2 separate regions of the Homo sapiens genome follow, and region 1 is linked to region 2. The links are chromatin loops, found by intact Hi-C in ENCODE. Cell type or tissue: HepG2. All regions are shown on one strand. Links, peaks and the distances in the headings refer to the core of each region. The heading gives the core; the rest is flanking DNA.

Region 1 (8,333 bases), core at 35-8,034, 340 kb before region 2:
CATTTCAAGATTGGGTAGAAAAAGAGAAGCTTACAAAGGAGAATGAGAAGGAGTCACAAAGGTGAGTATGACAGAGACTGCCAGTTGCCCCAACATCCATCCTCCCTTTCTTCCACAGTGATAGAATTGTTGGCTGCGTGCATGTTCACTTAGCTAAAGACTGCATTTACCAACCTCTGTTGCAGCTAGATGTGACCATGTGACTGTTCCGGCTACAGGATCTGAACACAACATGTGCAACTACAGATTATTCTCTTAAAGGGAAAGGATATGCTCTCTCCTATATATTTTCCCTTTTTCAGTGGTGGATTGTGGCTGTGGGAAGAACCATCCTGAACCACACAGACAGGTGGGATACCTAAGGATGTTAGAGCAACAAGATAGAAAGAACCTGGGCTTGGGACAATGTTGCAGAGCAGATCCAACACACCAATTTCAATGTTTGCATGATAGTGCAATAAAATCCTGTGCTTTTAAGTCACTATTTCTTTAGGTCTCCGAGATGTGGATGGACCAATATCTATCTTACTCAGTGAATGTAGGAAGAAGATGATTTAAAGAAGGAAGAGAAATGTGGCTGATATGTCAGATAAGATGAGGACTGAAGCTTCCTCTTGGTTGAGCAATAAAAAATTCACTGGTGACTCCAGGAAGAGCATTTTTAAAGGTGATAGGACCATTGGAAGGCCAATTTTAAGAGTGGGCTCAAGGCAAGGAAGGATGGACAGCAAGGATCAGCACTTTGTTAAGAAATTTAGCGGTAAAGGAGGCAAGAGCTGGAGAGTGACATGGGGTTGAAAAAAATCCTGCTTCACTTCTCTGTTTCTGTTTCATGGGACTCTCCAAGAATGGGTCTCTCCATCCTAACAAAAATCGCTTGTGTTCTCAGCCTATTTTGCTTACTCATAATTGTGTAACAAACCACTTCAAGAAACTTAGTGGCTTAGACTATGATGATTTATAATTTCTCAGGACTCTGTGGGTTGACTGGGCAGTTCTCTTCATGTGGTGTGGGCTGGAGCACTAGTATGCTTGAAATGTCCAAATGGCTGGCTGTGGCTGCTGGCTGCTGCCTGGGAGCTCAGCTAGGGCTCTCAGCCAGGGGTCTTGGTTTTCTTCCAGGGGTCCTTTCTATGTCGTTGCTTGAGCTTCCTCCCAGCATGACAGCTAAATTCCAAGATGAAACATTTCAAGAGTGCAAACACATAAACTGCTAGTCTTTTCTAAGGCTTAAGCCTGAAACTAGCATAGCATCACTTTCACCACATTCCATTATTTAAAATAGATCACAAGGCAGCCCAGATTCAAGGGAGAGGAGACTACACAAGTGTATGAATACAAGGAGGCATGGAAGACCACCAAAATAAAAACCTAACAAGTAGAAATGACCCAGAGAAGAGAGAGAGGTTGCAAAGGGGTTGCAGGAAATTTGGTGGAGGGGTGAGGGATATGTTTTTATTTTAATTGTAGTGATGGTTTTACAGGCTGACTCATGTCAAGCTTATCAAATTATACACTTTAAATTTGTACAGTTTGTTGTATATCAATTATACCTCAAATACGTCTTTTTTTTAAAAGTGCAATCTACTTACAGAGTAAATATTTCAGTAAATTGTGGTATATCCATTAGGTAAAATATTTTATAGCAATTACCAGTGATAAGAACAGTGTGAAATAGCAGGAGAAATGTTTCTGATGTAAAGACAAATGAAAAAAGCAAGTATGAAATTCTGGGTACACTGAAAATTTTGTAAAAATGTGTATATGTGGGCAAGGCTAGGAAAGCATTCACAGAATGAAAATACCATCATTAGGCAGGTGGAATAGCATGGATTTTCCCCTTCAATTGTCCGCATTTTCTGCTCTGTTGCTATATTTGCTTTATAATTAATCTCTTGATCCTTCTATTTTTGCACTCATTCTCTTATCTGCAGGCCTTCCACATGGGTCAGGCCTCTTCAGCTGAGGCTCTGGCAGTGTAAATCCTGCGTCTGTCTAAAGCACTTTGTTTCTGTGTGGTTCACTCCTGATACAGGGCCACTTGTGCGAGAGTTGAGAGGGAGACAGGCAGGGCTCTTGGGGAGTGATACAGCACTTATGTGTTCGTCAATTCTAATAACAGGCTTGCTCCTTCTCCCACCTGGGGCTGTCACTCTGGCTTCCAAATCCAGACAGGTTTCTGTTTCAAAATTACTTCCTTATTAGTCATTCCCTTTCCACTTCCCTTTTCTGCCACCTTCTTATAAAACACACTGGTTCAGCAAGCTCTGTGTGTCTGAATCACTGCCAGGCCTCAGCTCCCTCCCTGGCTGCCCCAGCTGCTCCCCCACCATTTAGCAGAACCATGCAGGCATCCAGAAATGGGGAAACAGCTACAGCTGGTGTCAGCTGCAAAGTTTCTCTCCTGCCCCTCCATCTCTCCCCCTCTTTCCTGACATGTTATATTTTCACAAGAAGGGACTTGGAGAAACGTGCTATTATTCTTTTCTGGGTGACACACAATCACAAAGGCAATCTTCCTGGGAGATGGGCTTAGCAGGGCCAATGCCAGCAATAGGGAGAGAAGGGAGTTAGGCCTTTTAATCACACTCCTTTGGCTCGGTGTATCCATTTTGCCTCCCACGATGGTGCTTGCTGTCTGCTTCGGGTCAGCTCTGCCCCTCAGGGTGATGAGCAAGGAAAGACAGGTGATGGCAGGTTGACATTTACGATCTCACGAGCCAAACTGCTGCCTGCATGCCCAGAAGGATGTGAGGGTACCATGATGGAGGATTGCAAGTGAGAGCCAGAGAGGCACCTGCCAAGCCCCGTCACCTGGCTGCACACACGGTGAGGGAGGGACGAGGTGGAGAGGAATTGTGTGAAGGGAGCAGGGGCCAGCTCTGAGCCATATGTTCTGTTGGGGAGGCTTTTCAGCTATGAGCAGGCAGCCTGATACCTGTTAAATGGCTCCTCAAAGTGGCTACACTAAGACTCAACCCGGTAAGACAGAATGGCAATGTGTTGTCAACTTGATTTGTTCTTAAAATGGGACTTTTTTTTCCTTTGGGCAGAAGGCCTGTCAATTTCCAGCAGGGGCAGCGCAGTCCGCTTCCAGGGAAAACTTAGGTCCTTGCCAGCAGGTGGGGCAGGTGGCCTCCAACCGTGGTTTTTCTCCTCTCACCAGTCCTGTGTTCTCCCTCAAGGTAGCCTTTCAAAGCCATGTTTTCTCCTTCTTCTCTGCTTACACCTCCCGCTGCCTCGCTCACTGTTTTTTTTTGTTTGTTTGTTTTGAGACAGGGTCACTGTCTTTTTAACTGTCCCTTCTCTTTCCTCTTCTGCCTTTTCGTGTTCCTTTTCAGGCAAGAAAAAATGCAAACACGTGCCCATGTGCACACCCACCCAACCCACACACAAGAATTCTGGAAAGAAATAGAGTACCAAAATGTCTTCCTTTCCAGCATTTGTGATTTGCATAATTTAAAACTGCATGTCCCTAACCATTTCATTATTATATTAAATATATAGTATTTCAAAACAGTGGGGGAAAATGATCAAGTTGGACCCACAATGACTTAAAGTTATATTTATGCCTTATCCAGAAAGCTTTCTTTTCAAGAAGAAAATGAGTGACTTTAGAAAATGTATACATTGAGATTACTTTTTAAGGTTAAAAAATGCCAACAATAATGTTAAAAAGTGATGATGCTTGAAATCCTTTAGATGCTCTAAGTACTGGTAATAAACATGTTCTATTTTATTTGAGTTTTTACAGATTGAGAAACTGAAGGACAGATAAGACTCGACTCTCCTGAATCCCAGGCCCTTGCTGGGTCCCCACAAGGTGGTGAGGTCCTTGAAGGTAGGATCTGTTTTATTGAAACATCTTTGCAGCCCCTTTAGGTCTGGAACACAGTAGGGACTCAATAAATGTCTGTGGAATTTAACTATTTCCTGGAAATGACCAACAATATTAATATGTTGAACATGAGGACTTTTAGTAGGATAATTAATAATTTAATAAATATATACATTCTATATTTTCCTTATATCTTGGTAACCAAAAGGGAATTACTTGAGCTAGCAAACTGCAGCCAGTAATGGACAGCAGCAGCCACATTAAGAATGTCTTATTTTCCCAAAGGGATACGATTTTCACATATGGCATTAATTTCTGGGAGTTTGTGAGACAACTGGGACCATTTGAACAATTTTACAGAGATTTAGCTGCTTATACTGAGCTGTGTTGCTCAACCTGACTTACTCCAAAGCCTGAAAGGATGTAGTTCAGGTGTGTTTGGCAGCTGAATGAGGCCACAGTGTTTAGTGTTGGGTTAGCCCGTGATTCTCCACCAGGCTACGTGTCAGAATCACCTGTGGAACGTCTTAATCGATTCCTATTTCCAAGGTCCCTCGTTAAACCAGTTAAATCAGAATCTCAGGAGTAGGGTCTAGGCATTACATTTTTGAAGCTCTCTGGAGGGGTCTCAAAAGAGGCACAAAGAATGAGTGGTGAGAGGGGAGAGCTCCTTCTTGCTTTCTACAAGCTCCAAGTTTGCTTTTAGCCGATAGTGTTAGCCCAGTGTTGTTCAAACCTTAATGTGTACACGTATCGCCTGGGGATCTTGCTGAAATGCAGCTTCTGACTTGGTAGATCTGGCCTGCCGGTGCAGATGCAACTGGTTAGCAGGCCACCATAGGCAGCAAGGATCCAGAGCTGCACAGGCCAATATGGTGGCCACAGGACATGTGTGGCTATTGAGTGTGTGAAACATGGCTAGTCCAAGTTGCAATGTGCTGTAAGCATAAAATAAACACCAGATTTGGAAGCTTTTGTACCAAAACATAGATATATCCATAATAATTTTTATCTTGGTTACATGTCAAAATGATAATATCTTAGACATACTGAGTTAAATAAAATACACTATGAAATTAATCTCGCCTGTTCCTTCTTTTCTTGTTTTAGCGTAACTACTAGAAAATTTGACGTTATCCTAAGCAAATTAATGCAGGAACAGAAAAGCAAATACCACATGTTCTCACTTGTAAGTGGGAGCTACACATTAGCTACTTATGGATATAAAGATGGCAACAATAGACAATAGAGACTACTAGAGGTAGGAGGAAGGAAGTGGGGCAAGGGTTGAAAAACTAACTATTGGGTACTATGCTCACTATTTGGGTGATGGCATCCATTGTACCCCAAACCTCAGCATCATACAATATACCCATGTAACAAACCTGCATATGTAACCCTGGATCTAGGATAAAAGTTGAAATTATTTTTAAAAAGAAAATTAAAAATTACTTATTGACTTGCATTGACTTTCTATTGGGCAGCGCTGGTCTAGGAAACTGTTCAATGCTTGGTGGCAACTGCATAGTGGCAAGGGTGTTTAAATGGGATGAATGCAGTGGCTGGGGAAGTGGTTACCTGCCTAGAATTCAGACTCTACAGGTATAAATTAAGAACAATCATGGCTATCATTTATGAGTGCTTCTACGACCTATCACTGTTCTAAACACTTTACATGAATTATCTCATTTAGTGCTCATAGCAGCCCATGAGGTAAGCATCTCTATTATTCCCATTTCACAGATGGGGAATTTAAGGCAGAGGCAGTTTCAGCAACTTGCCTCAGCTAGCAAGTGAAAGGGTTTAGGGTTGAGCTTTAGAAAGCTCCCTCTCCCTCTGCCCTCTGTTTTAGTCCATTTGTGCTGCTATAACAAAATACCACAGACTAGGTAATTTATAAACTATAGACATTTATTTCTCATGGTTCTGAAAGCTGGAAGTCCCAGGTCAAGGTGCCAGCAGGATTGGTGTCTGGTGGGGGCTGCTCTCTGCTTCCAAAATGGTCCCTTGTTGCTGCATCCTCTGGAGGGGAGGGATGTTGTGTCTTCACATGGCAGAAGGGATGTTGTGTCTTCACATGGCAGAAGGGATGTTGTGTCTTCACATGGCAGAAGGGATGGAGGGGCTGGAGACACTCCCTTCAACCTCAAGCCCTTTTATAAGGACACTAATCCCATTCATGAGGGCAGAGCCCTTATGACTTACTTCTCAAAGGCCATAAGTTTTAATAATGTTACATTGGGGATTACGTTTCAACATGAATTTTTCAGAGGACACCATCCATTCAAACCATTCCACCTACCTCCATGGAGGAAAGAGACCAGGCACCAAGAGGATGTGACTACCTGGAGGCCATGCCCCATTTCTATTCTAGAACATGCTACTTGATTGGTCTGAGTGGTGGCTGAAGGCAGATGTTTTGGGGAGTACAGCAGATGGAGCTTGGGTCCCCAAATCCTTTTCAGTACAAGATGGAGCTAGGGATGGGAAGAGAGGTGGGGCAGGTGGAGTGCAGGGGGCTTCCAGCTGTACTGTTGCCCTGGCCACCACTAATGTTAGAGGCAGGCCTAGTGCCAGGATTCGATGCCAATGCCCACATACCGAAGGACTGACAGAGCTGAAGGTGGACTGTGTTCTGAGACTCTGCAGGTCACTCTGGGCTCGGAGACTACCCATTGCATACAAGAGGAGAAGCATTGCTACTTCAGTGACAAAGGCCAATGGGATTCTGATCTGCAGAAGGCCCTTCTCTGCCTTAGGTGTAAGTCAATGTAAGGGTGGAGCTTTCCCATCCCTGCCTCCTGATTGACCGCGTTACACTCAAACTCAAAATGATCTCCCTTATGGAAAGTGATTCCTTCGCAGTAGGATGCAAAAAAAATGAAAGCCTCTCTGTAGAAATAAATCACAGTGCTGGAACTTATTTCAATACTTTAGCATCCCTGAAAAATACCCTAGCTTTGATAAAGAGTCCACTATGTAGTGCAGAAAGTTGCAAAAAAGGATGAACAATATATCTGAATTTCTCTTTCTGTAAAATACAGGTGGTGGTAACATATGCCCCTGACTCTTGTTTGTTGAAGACATTCAGAGCTAATGTGGTTTGGATCTGTGTCCCCGTCCAAACCTCATGTCAAATTGTAATCCCTAATGTTGGAGGTGGGACCTGGTGGGAAGTGACTGGATCATGGAGGCAGTTTCTCATGAATGGTTTAGTACCATCCCTTTGGTGCTGTTCTCGTAATAGTGAGTTCTTGTGAGACCTGGTTGTTTAAAAGATTGTAGCACCTCCTCGCTCTCTCTTCCTCCTGCTCTGGACATGTGAAGTGTGTGCTCTTCCTTTTCCTTCCACCCTGATTGGAAGCTTCCTGAGGCTTCCCAGAAGCAGAAGCTTCTATGCTTCCTGTACAACCTGCAGAACTGTGACCCAATTAAACTTCTTTTCTTTATAAATTACCCAGTTCAGGTATTTCTTTATATCAGCCCAAGAATGGACTAATACAAGAGCATTCTGAAGTTTTACAAAGGAAGCTTCTGGAAAACAGAACATTGCCAGACCCTTCCACTGGCTGGACCACTGAAGAACAGAACTTTGACAGCTGCAGCCCTAGGGTGCTCTAACTATCACCATAAAACATTGGTTTTCTTTGATCTGCCCTGCCTGGTCATTGTCTCTTGGGCAACAGATGGGAACGCTTTGATCAACTTCAGGAGATGTCTTTGTGGTTGGTGACTTTTCCCTCATCTAAGAGCCTGTCCTCAGCCTGATTCTGAGTCCTGGGTTCTTGCAGCATCAACTTTTCAACTGCATGTAAAATAAATTCTTGACATTCCTCTGAACTGGATGTGAAAATCTTATGTTTCCTCCACTGGAGAGGGGAAGAAGAAAACTTAGCAGCAAAGTCTCAACAGCCTTGAAGGTCACAGTAGGGTGAAAGAGATAATCCTCATCTCCTCTGAAATCAGAATCAGAGGTAATCAGTTACTTGGCAGTACAAGGGGCTATGGATAGACATTGAAAGAACTTCCAGATAATGAGGTTTTTGAACTCCAGAATGAGTTGCCTGGGTGGAACAGAATTTCCTTCCCTGGAGGTCTTTAGAGGCAGGAGCGAGGTCCAGGGAGTATGTAAGTGCAGAATGGCTTGCATGGAGAGGGAAGAATTAGCTTTGTGTCTTGCTTAAGAGAATAATGGGAGTAGCTAGAGTAATAAAATCAGTCTTTCCCCTCCCTTCTATATGGTCTCAAGCAAGTAAAATAAGCCATGGCAGCAGTGATGACTACCTTGCCTTGTATATTTCCAAAATACTTTCCTGTTACTTCAGTTGGTTCTTACCGTGGCAACTCCATGAGTTAGATGGGAAGCACGCACATTATTATCACTGTTGGCAGAGAAGACTAGAGTAAAGGGAACAGTCCACACAGCTGGTTAGCATCACAGCTGGGGCTGCATAGGGATCCTGATCAATTGCTCTTTCCACTGATGCTTGAAATT
Region 2 (8,333 bases), core at 161-8,160:
TGGGCTACTCCTGTAGCCTCCTAACTGGCTGCCCCTCACCTCTACTTCTGCCCCCTGCTTTTTTCCTCCACACTTCAGCCAACGGGATGATTCTAAAATGCGGGTCAGATCACACCACCCCTCCTCAAAACCCTCCAACTGCTTCCCATCCACACTTACAGGAAAATCTAAAGAACTCAATGTGACTTACACAGCCCTGTATGTTCTGGCCCCTGCCTCTCTCTCCAGCCTCATTTACTACTTTTCCCTCTCCTTCACCACATTCCAGAGGCCCTGGCTTCTTTCCTGTTTCCAGGACACGCCAAACACAGTCCTGCCTCAGGGCAGTTTGCTGTCTGGAAGAGCCTTGCCCAGGCCTCAGTAAGGTTCTATGCTCACTGCATTCAGCTCTCTGCTCTTCTGAGGGGTCCTCATGACAATCACAAACAAAACAGCACCGCTTCACTCGCTGCACTCAAACATTGCTTCACGTTTCCATAGTGCTCATCACCGCTTGCCAGTACATTGTATTAAATAGTTCTGAGTTTTTTTTTTTTTTTTCTTTTGAGATGGAGTCTCACTCTGTTGCCCAGGCTGGAGTGCAGCGGTGCAATCTCGGCTCACTGCTACTTCTGCCTCCCGGGTTCAAGCAATTCTCCAGCCTCAGCCTCCCGAGTAGTTGGGACTATAGGCAACCGCCACCATGCCCAGCTAATTTTTTGTATTTTTAGTAGAGACGGGGTTTCACCATGTTAGCCAGGATGGTCTCAATCTCCTGACCTCAAGATCTTCCTGCCTCGGCCTCCCAAAGTGCTGGGATTACAGGTGTGAGCCACCACACCCGGCCCAGGGTTGTTTTTGAGATGGGATCTGTCACTCAGGTTGAAGTCCAGTGTCACAACCTCAGCTCACTGCAACCTCTGCCTCCCAGGCTCAAGAGATCCTTCCACCTCAGCCTCCCAAGTTGCTGAGACCACAGGCATGTGCTACCACACCTGGTTAATTTTTTATGTTTTTGTTAGAGATGGGATTGTTGCCCAGGCTGGTCTTGAACTCCTGAGCTCAGGTGATCCACCTGCCTTGACCTCCCAAAGTGCTGGGATTACAGGTGTGAGCCACCATGCCCAGCCTAAACACTTTCATTTGTCTTTCTCTCCTCTAAAATATAAACTCCCTAAAGTGATGACTTTGTCTTACTCACTACTCTATTCTCAATATGTGGCACAGTGCCTGAAAAATAGCATGCGCTCAATAAATAATTGTTGAATGAATGAATGAATGGAGACATGGTCCTATTTTGGCCTGTGATTCAATGTTTCCAAATTCCTGACAGATTTTAATCTTTGGGAATTAGGAATGAGAAACCAAAATGTATAGGCAGTCCAGGGAATTTCTGAACTCCTAAGTTAGGTACAGGTTGCCTCATATATGTTCATTTCTTTAAAAAATGAAACTATTTTGTCTGCTTTACAAAGAACTGTAGGCAGCCAGGAATCGTGGCTCACACCTGTAACCCCAGCACTGTGTGTGGGAGGCCGAGACAGGCTGATCACCTGAGGTCAGGAGTTCAAGACCAGCCTGGCCAATATGATGAAACCACGTCTCTACCAAAAATACAAAAATTAGCTGGGCGTGGTAGCACGTGCCTGTAATCCCAGCTTCTAGGGAGGCCGAGGCAGGAGAACTGCTTGAACCTGGGAGGGGGAGGTTGCAGTGAGCCAAGATCACGCCACTGCACTCTAGCCTAGGCAACAGAGCAAGACTCCATCTCAAATAAACAAACAAACAACTGTAGGCTATAGTAAAGATGCCAACAGTGGAAAATGCCAGTGAACATTATCAGATTGTATTAGAATAACAACATTGGGATCTTCTAGCAAGATTAACTACTACATGGAATTATGTGTCAAAGTTGCCAATTTAAGGACTTATTTTGCCTTCAAAACTTGTTATTTCTGGAACATCACTCATAGGATTTGTATAAAGTATAATGTGCATACAGACTTATTAGTATTTATTTGATTTGCCAGAAAACTCACTGTTAGAAGCAGTCATGCCAGGAACACACTCATAACGTGCAGCAGCTACAGGCCAGGCTGGCTGATGAGAGGCTGAAAGCGTCTCCTCTGTGCCCTTCCGGGAGTGGTTCCCAGAAATGTCGGTCTTAGCCTCTGACCCAGTGTCAGCGTGCTGTTCTCTTGCTCCTCCCCGATGTCAGTGGATTCATTTTTATCAAAAATGTCTTGATGTTTATTGTTAAGCTTGAATTCCCACACAATTTTAGCACTTCCCCCATTTTCTTGGTGTCTCAAGTGATTTTTCTTGGGACTCAGAGTTCAGAGAAACATGCATTTCCAGAAAAAAGCTGGGAAGGGACTCTTGCATGGGAACACTGTCTAAAAGCACTTTCACCTTGGTTTCTGGAAACAGGCACATTGCAAGCTACAGTTTAGGACCTGATGCCACTTTGAAGGTGTGTCAGCTGGACACAGAAAACGAGGTTACGGAAACAATGGTCCCAGCACAGCTCACTCTCCACCACGCTGCGCTCTCTCTCCTTAGTCTTGTGGGGCTGGAGGCACAGTGGCTTAGAAGTGGGGTGACCTGGTTGTGATCAAAAGGCTCCTCCCTCTGTTCACCATCCATGGAAAATGTGCCTCATCTTGCACCACACACCAGTGGAAAAGGGAATTTTAGGAAAACTAGGACAAACAAAAGTTGAATAGTTAGAGCAGAGCCTCTAGTATGGGAAGAACAGTGCTTAAAAATTACAGAAATTGCAAAGTATAAAATAAATAGAACACACTATATGAAATGTAAAACTCTCATGCATCGTTTTCTAAAGAACAGTATCAAAAAGCAAACAATATGACTTCCTTGTTAGAAAACAATTTGGAAAAATGGGTCTTTTTTGCATTTTTGATACAATTTGCTTCAGTAATGCCACTGATCGCAATTTATTCTAAGGACGTGATTCTAAATGCACAAAAGGAGATTTATACATATGGATGTTGATTCAACTCTTCCCTCTCTCCACCCAGAGCAACCAGGCATGAGCTCATCCTCAAAGCTGGGCACACGGGGCCACTGTCCCAGGATGCTGGGTGCTTGGCCCTGTAAAGGATGAGGAAAGGAACAGCTTTTCATTGCAGACAGTGGGGTCCGATAAGGCTGTTCTGGCCACTAGATGGTGGTTGTGTTTATCGAAGACTACTGGATGCCTGCCAAATATCTGTGTTAGTCCATTTTCACACTGCTATAAAGAAATACCCAAGACTGGGTCACTTATAAAAGAAAGAGGTTTCATTGACTCACAGTTCCGCATGGCTGGGGAGGCCTCCGGAAACTTACAATTATAAGGTCATGCTTTGGCAGGAGAAAGAGAAGCAAGTACCTTCTTCACAAGGAAGCAGGAAAGAGAGAGGGTGCACAAAGGGGAAAGAGCCCCTTATAAAACCATCAGATCTCGTGAGAAACCCCTCACTATTATGAGAACAGCATGGGGCAAACCACCCCCATGATCCAATCACCTCCCACCAAGCCCCTCCCTTGACATGTGGGGATTACAATTGAGATATTGAGCTTGGAACGCAGGAGGCGATGCTTCTGCCCTCTTGACTCTGGTTAGAATGTGCATCAGGTGAATCCTGTTTAGTCCTGGTTGCTGAACCACAGAGGGAGTTGAACATACTGGAGCTTATCCAGGCAATATGACCGTCAGGAAACTGCATCACTGAGGAAGTTCTGAGGGAGTTGGAACTAGACAGTTTAAAGCGACGGCCGGACAAGCTAGTGTCTCCTAGGAGCCAATGGCTAAGGGCAGAGGGAGCAGAGGGGTTCTGTATGGCCCTGGAGTGCAGAGCAAGTATCGGTGAACCGAAGTTACAGGGAGGCAGATGTTTGTCTAAGACAAAGAATCTTCTCGGGGTCAGAGCTGTCCGTGTGGACCGGAAGCCTGGGGAGGGAGTGAACAGCACAACCTGAGAGAAGTTTGAGAGGAGGCTGAGGAGTTCCTCTGCTCCCCCAGGAAGTGTGGAGCAGAAACCACATCTCAGATGCCCGCAGGAGCCAGGTGAGTCATCAGGAGGAGTGGTACAGCTACAGGCACACACATTAGAAATTAAAACCAACAGCAGCATCAATAAATACTGTGCAGTCCAAGCAAAACCTGCTGTGGAGGTGGGATTCAGTGACGCCCAAACTCTGCCGTGGAAAGTGGACGGGGGAGTGTATTGGTTTCTTGGGGCTGCCGTAAGAAACAACCACAACTGGGGGGCCTAAACCACAGAAACTCACCGACTCACCGTTCTGGAGGCTGGAAGACCAAGATCAAAGTGTTGGCCGAGCCATGCTCCTGCTGAAGCCGCTGGGGGAGGCTCCGTGTAGTTTCTGGGAGCCCCAGGCATTTGTGGCGTGTGGCAGCATCTCTCCGATCTCTGCCTCCATCTTCACACGGCGGTCTCTGCTCTGTGTGTGTCCAGATTTCCCTCTTCTTAATAAGGACGCTTGTCCCACTGGGTTCAGAGTCCACCCTACTCCAGCATGAGCTCATCTTCATTTAATTAAATGCATCTGCAATGACCTTTCCTGAATTAGGTCATACCCTGGGGTGACTTTCTCTTTTTGGGGGACACAATTCAGTTCCTAACAGGGAGTCTGAAGTCCACCCTGCTGGACACTTGTCAGCCTGGAACAACACCTCGCTTTGGAGGGGCTTTTGGCTTATGCGTGGGTTTTTGCCTGTCTCATATTCCTTGCTTGAGTAAGCTTCCTCCTTCCCACCAAACTGCGAGGTCCCAGCACCATTTAGTGGCTGAACCACCTTCTCTCTGCAGAAGAGGAATAGGGCATCTGGGATGCCGTAAGTAAGAGCTGAGAGGGGCTTGGAGGACCTCTCTGAGGTCCCTCTCCGGGGGCGGGACCTCTTCTGCTTGGAACCCTCTGGCTCAGAGGCAGGCACTGAAGGCTTCTGGAGGCAGAACCTGTGCATAGCTCCCACACAGCCCTGGCCTTGCTCAGCTGTTGATTTGTGGGTAGCTGCTGCCCTCTGCTGGACAGAGTGAAACGTGCTCTCCTTCCATTTCCTAGGACTCTTGTCTCCCTATCACAAGTTCCATTTCCTTCCTAGGACTCTTGTCTCCCTATCACCAGTTCCATTTCCTTCCTAGGACTCCTGTCTCCCTATCACAAGTTCACAAACTCACAGAGCAGAAAAGGGCCAGAAGGTCGGCAGGCCCAGCCCCATTATTCAGAGGCGGATACTGAGGCCAGAGAGGGGAAAGGCCTTGTTTAAGGTCACACAGATAGTTAGAGTAGGAGCTGGGACTAGAAATGGGTGGCCCTCCCTCAGCAGGGTCTGGAGGTGTGGGGTCCTGGAGGAGAAAGAGAAGGCACCTTACTCCTAGTAGAGACACCAGAAGGCTGGTGGGCAGTGTAACCAGGACCACCAGGTCAGCCCACCCACGTAGGAAAATCCCCTATCAGGCTGTGTGAGTGATCCCAGCTTTGCCTAACTCCACAATCCTAAAAAGTCACCTATAAACAGAATCTTTGTCAGTCAGATTATTTTCCCCTCTACCACCTTCTGTGTCCCAGATGCAGTTTTTGTGGCTGTTACCAATTTCATCATACAAGGCCCAGGGAGAGTATAGTAGGGCAAGCGCATTGCTCTAACAAATAGACCCCAAATGTATAATAACTCAAAGAAAAGGGAAGTTTACTTTTTGCTCGTTAATAGTTCAGTGAGCCTAGCAGAAAAGGGAGGGGAATGGCCGGGCGCCGTAGCTAAAGCCTGTAATCCCAGCACTTTGGGAGGCCGAGGCAGGTGGATCATGAAGTCAGGAAATCGAGACCATCCTGGCTAACACGGTGAAACCTCGTCTCTACTAAAAATACAAAAAATTAGCTGGACATGGTGGCAGGCCCCTATAGTCCGGGCTACTCGGGAGGCTGAGGCAGGAGAATGGCGTGAACCCGGGAGGCGGGGCTTGCAGTGAGCCGAGATCGCGCCACTGCACTCCAGCCCCGGTGAAAAAAACAAGATTGTCTCCAGTGGCCCTTCCTCACTTGGGTACCACTGAGTCTCTGATAAATGACTTAGTTATCAGATTTGGTTTCTAAATTTGGTGGATGTGGAGACAGAGCTGTGATCATCTTTGGTGCCCTATTAATTCCAGACTCTTTAAGTAGATAGCATATGAGAGCAGAGTTCACCTTTTCCACCCAAAGAATGTTACACCTCTCCAGGATGGTGCCGCAGGAACCTCCACTCTGTCTAAATACTGAGACATCCTCTGGCTGAGCCTGATCAGAATATGAAATTGAGGCAGGAAAAAAGTTTGGACCTGAAATTTTCTTTTTATCTTGAAATGGCAAGTGAATTTAGTCTTTGAGCTTTCATTTCCTACTGGGAATTTCATAATGGTACATTGTTTCTATTACACTGTAGGGCATCTTATTGTTGGCATTTTATTATTGGGGTATCTTAATTTGTCATTTAATCTCCCTTTGGAACATGGGATGAGCTCTCTCAGACCATGTTGTTCCTGGTCCAAGCCGAGGGTCAGGCTGCTGATTCTCGCGGCCCAATAACAAGATGCAGTTGAACTGGGAAGGAAGGAAGTTTATTTTTGTAACCGGGTACAGGGAGAAGGCCTGGAATATATCACCAGACTAACTCAAAATTACAAAGCTTTCCAGGGTTTATATACCTTCTAAGCCATATGTCTACATGTAAGTGTGCATTCATCTAAAGACGTAAGTGATTAACTTCTTCTAATCCATAACTAAGGTGTGAAGACCTTCTTCTGGAGCCTCAGTAAATGTATTGAATCTAGATGGGTCCAAGTGCTGGGGTGATTACCCTTATCACATCTCCTGCTAAATCACGGAGGTTTGAGGAGTTCATTTAGACCTCCAATAAAACTTGTGTCTTCAGACCCCCAGTAAAAACTTTTCTTTTCTTTTTTTTTTTTTTTGAGATGGAGTCTCACTCTGTTGCCCAGGCTGAAGTGCAGTGGTGTGATCCCAGGTCACTGCAACCTCCGCTTTCTGGGTTCAAGCGATTCTCCTGCCCCAGCCTCCTGAGTAGTTGGGACTACAGGCTCCCGCCACCATGCTTGGCTCATTTTGGTACTTTTAGTAGAGACAGAGTTTCACCATGTTGGCCAGGAGGCTGGTCTCAAACTCCTGACCTCAGGTGATCTGCCTGCCTCAGCCTCCCAAAGTGCTGAGATTATAGGTGTGAGCCACCGTACCCAGCCAATAAAAACTTACTTAATCCTAAATGGGTCTGGTTAAGAATTCCTTCCTCCTCTTGTCATGGTTCAAGGCACAGGAAAGACTTAGGCAAAAACTTGTGGTGGGCTTTTGTTCTATTCCAGCCTTTGTATAAGGTTACTGGCTCTTTCAACTTTTAATATTTAACTTAACCACTCAGTCAGCGCTGAAACAGTTGTTACAGAGGCCTGCCTGTTCAGCTGCTAGAGAGACCTAGGATGCCACAGTGTGGATGGGTAGAATTTGGGATGGGAAGTAGACTAAGGAGGGAATTTTCAGCCAAGGGTACAGTGTCCTTGGAGAGAATTTGATGTATACATTTTAACTGTTCCAGCCTCAACTGATGCTTGGTTCATCTCCCAGGACTCTGCTTTCCCCACAGTCCTCTCCAATGGGTGATCCTTCATCCCTGGGCTGCTCTAGACCACAACCTCTGTGTCTTGGGTAAAACCTTGCTCCACTGAAGTTCTTGGCACTTCCAGTCTAGTCAGTGCCCACCATCTGCCAACCTCCTACTGTCTGCCTTCATCAGTGAAGACCGTAATCATAGGCTCTCAGCTTCCTTCCCACTCAGAAGCCTCCCGTGACCCTGGATGACATCAACACATTCCCATGAAGGGCCGTACTAACACCCAAGCCTACCCTATTGCTTCAGTCTCTTGACCTACAATCATCCCCATCTCCACCCACATTAATGACAATTCTCATGGCAAATAATGACAATTTGTCATTATTCAGAAATGTACCGTTTCTGAGATATAGGTTTATTATCCCTAATCTGAAAATCTGAAATTTGAAATGCTCTAAAATCCAAAACCTTTTGAGCACCATTGTGATGCTCAAAGGAAACAATCATTGGAGAATTTTGGATTTCACGTTTTCAGATTAGGGGTGCTGAACCTGTATAATGCAAATATTCCAAAATCTGAAAACATCTGAAATCTGAAACACTTCTGGTCCCAAGCATTTTGGATAAGAAATATGCAACCAGTATTACCTTCAACATCCCACTCTCTCTAACTGTAAACTTCCATCCTTCTAGCTCTCTAATTTACTTATTTCTTCACTTCTCCTTG

Evidence for each region. Hi-C counts contacts between places; a loop is a spot of excess contacts. Peaks named below come from ENCODE experiments on the same cell type or tissue, not always from the same donor. Only the 100,000 strongest peaks of a DNase experiment are listed, where the experiment ranks them.
Region 1: a loop joins it to region 2, with 18 times the contacts of the local background. A loop is called at or near these places in 2 of 110 quality-filtered maps.

What each region holds. Positions count from the first base shown.
Region 1 is chr7:30,223,905-30,232,237 of GRCh38, forward strand. It overlaps LOC124901607 (a long non-coding RNA gene), which reads left to right. Exons shown (of 3, transcript XR_007060274.1): 2 at 3,746-3,841. Among named protein-coding and RNA genes, the nearest start is that of ZNRF2, 57 kb to the right of the region's middle. In HepG2, for the core only: a CTCF peak has its summit at 3,115 (motif pointing right); DNase peaks (open chromatin) are centred at 3,107 and 7,557.
Region 2 is chr7:30,559,448-30,567,780 of GRCh38, forward strand. GARS1-DT (GARS1 divergent transcript) reads right to left here. Exons shown (of 7, transcript NR_038889.1): 4 at 4,284-4,551; 5 at 2,019-2,681. Among named protein-coding and RNA genes, the nearest start is that of GARS1-DT, 14 kb to the right of the region's middle. RefSeq lists an enhancer at 5,132-5,181. In HepG2, for the core only: a CTCF peak has its summit at 5,020 (motif pointing left); a DNase peak (open chromatin) is centred at 5,004.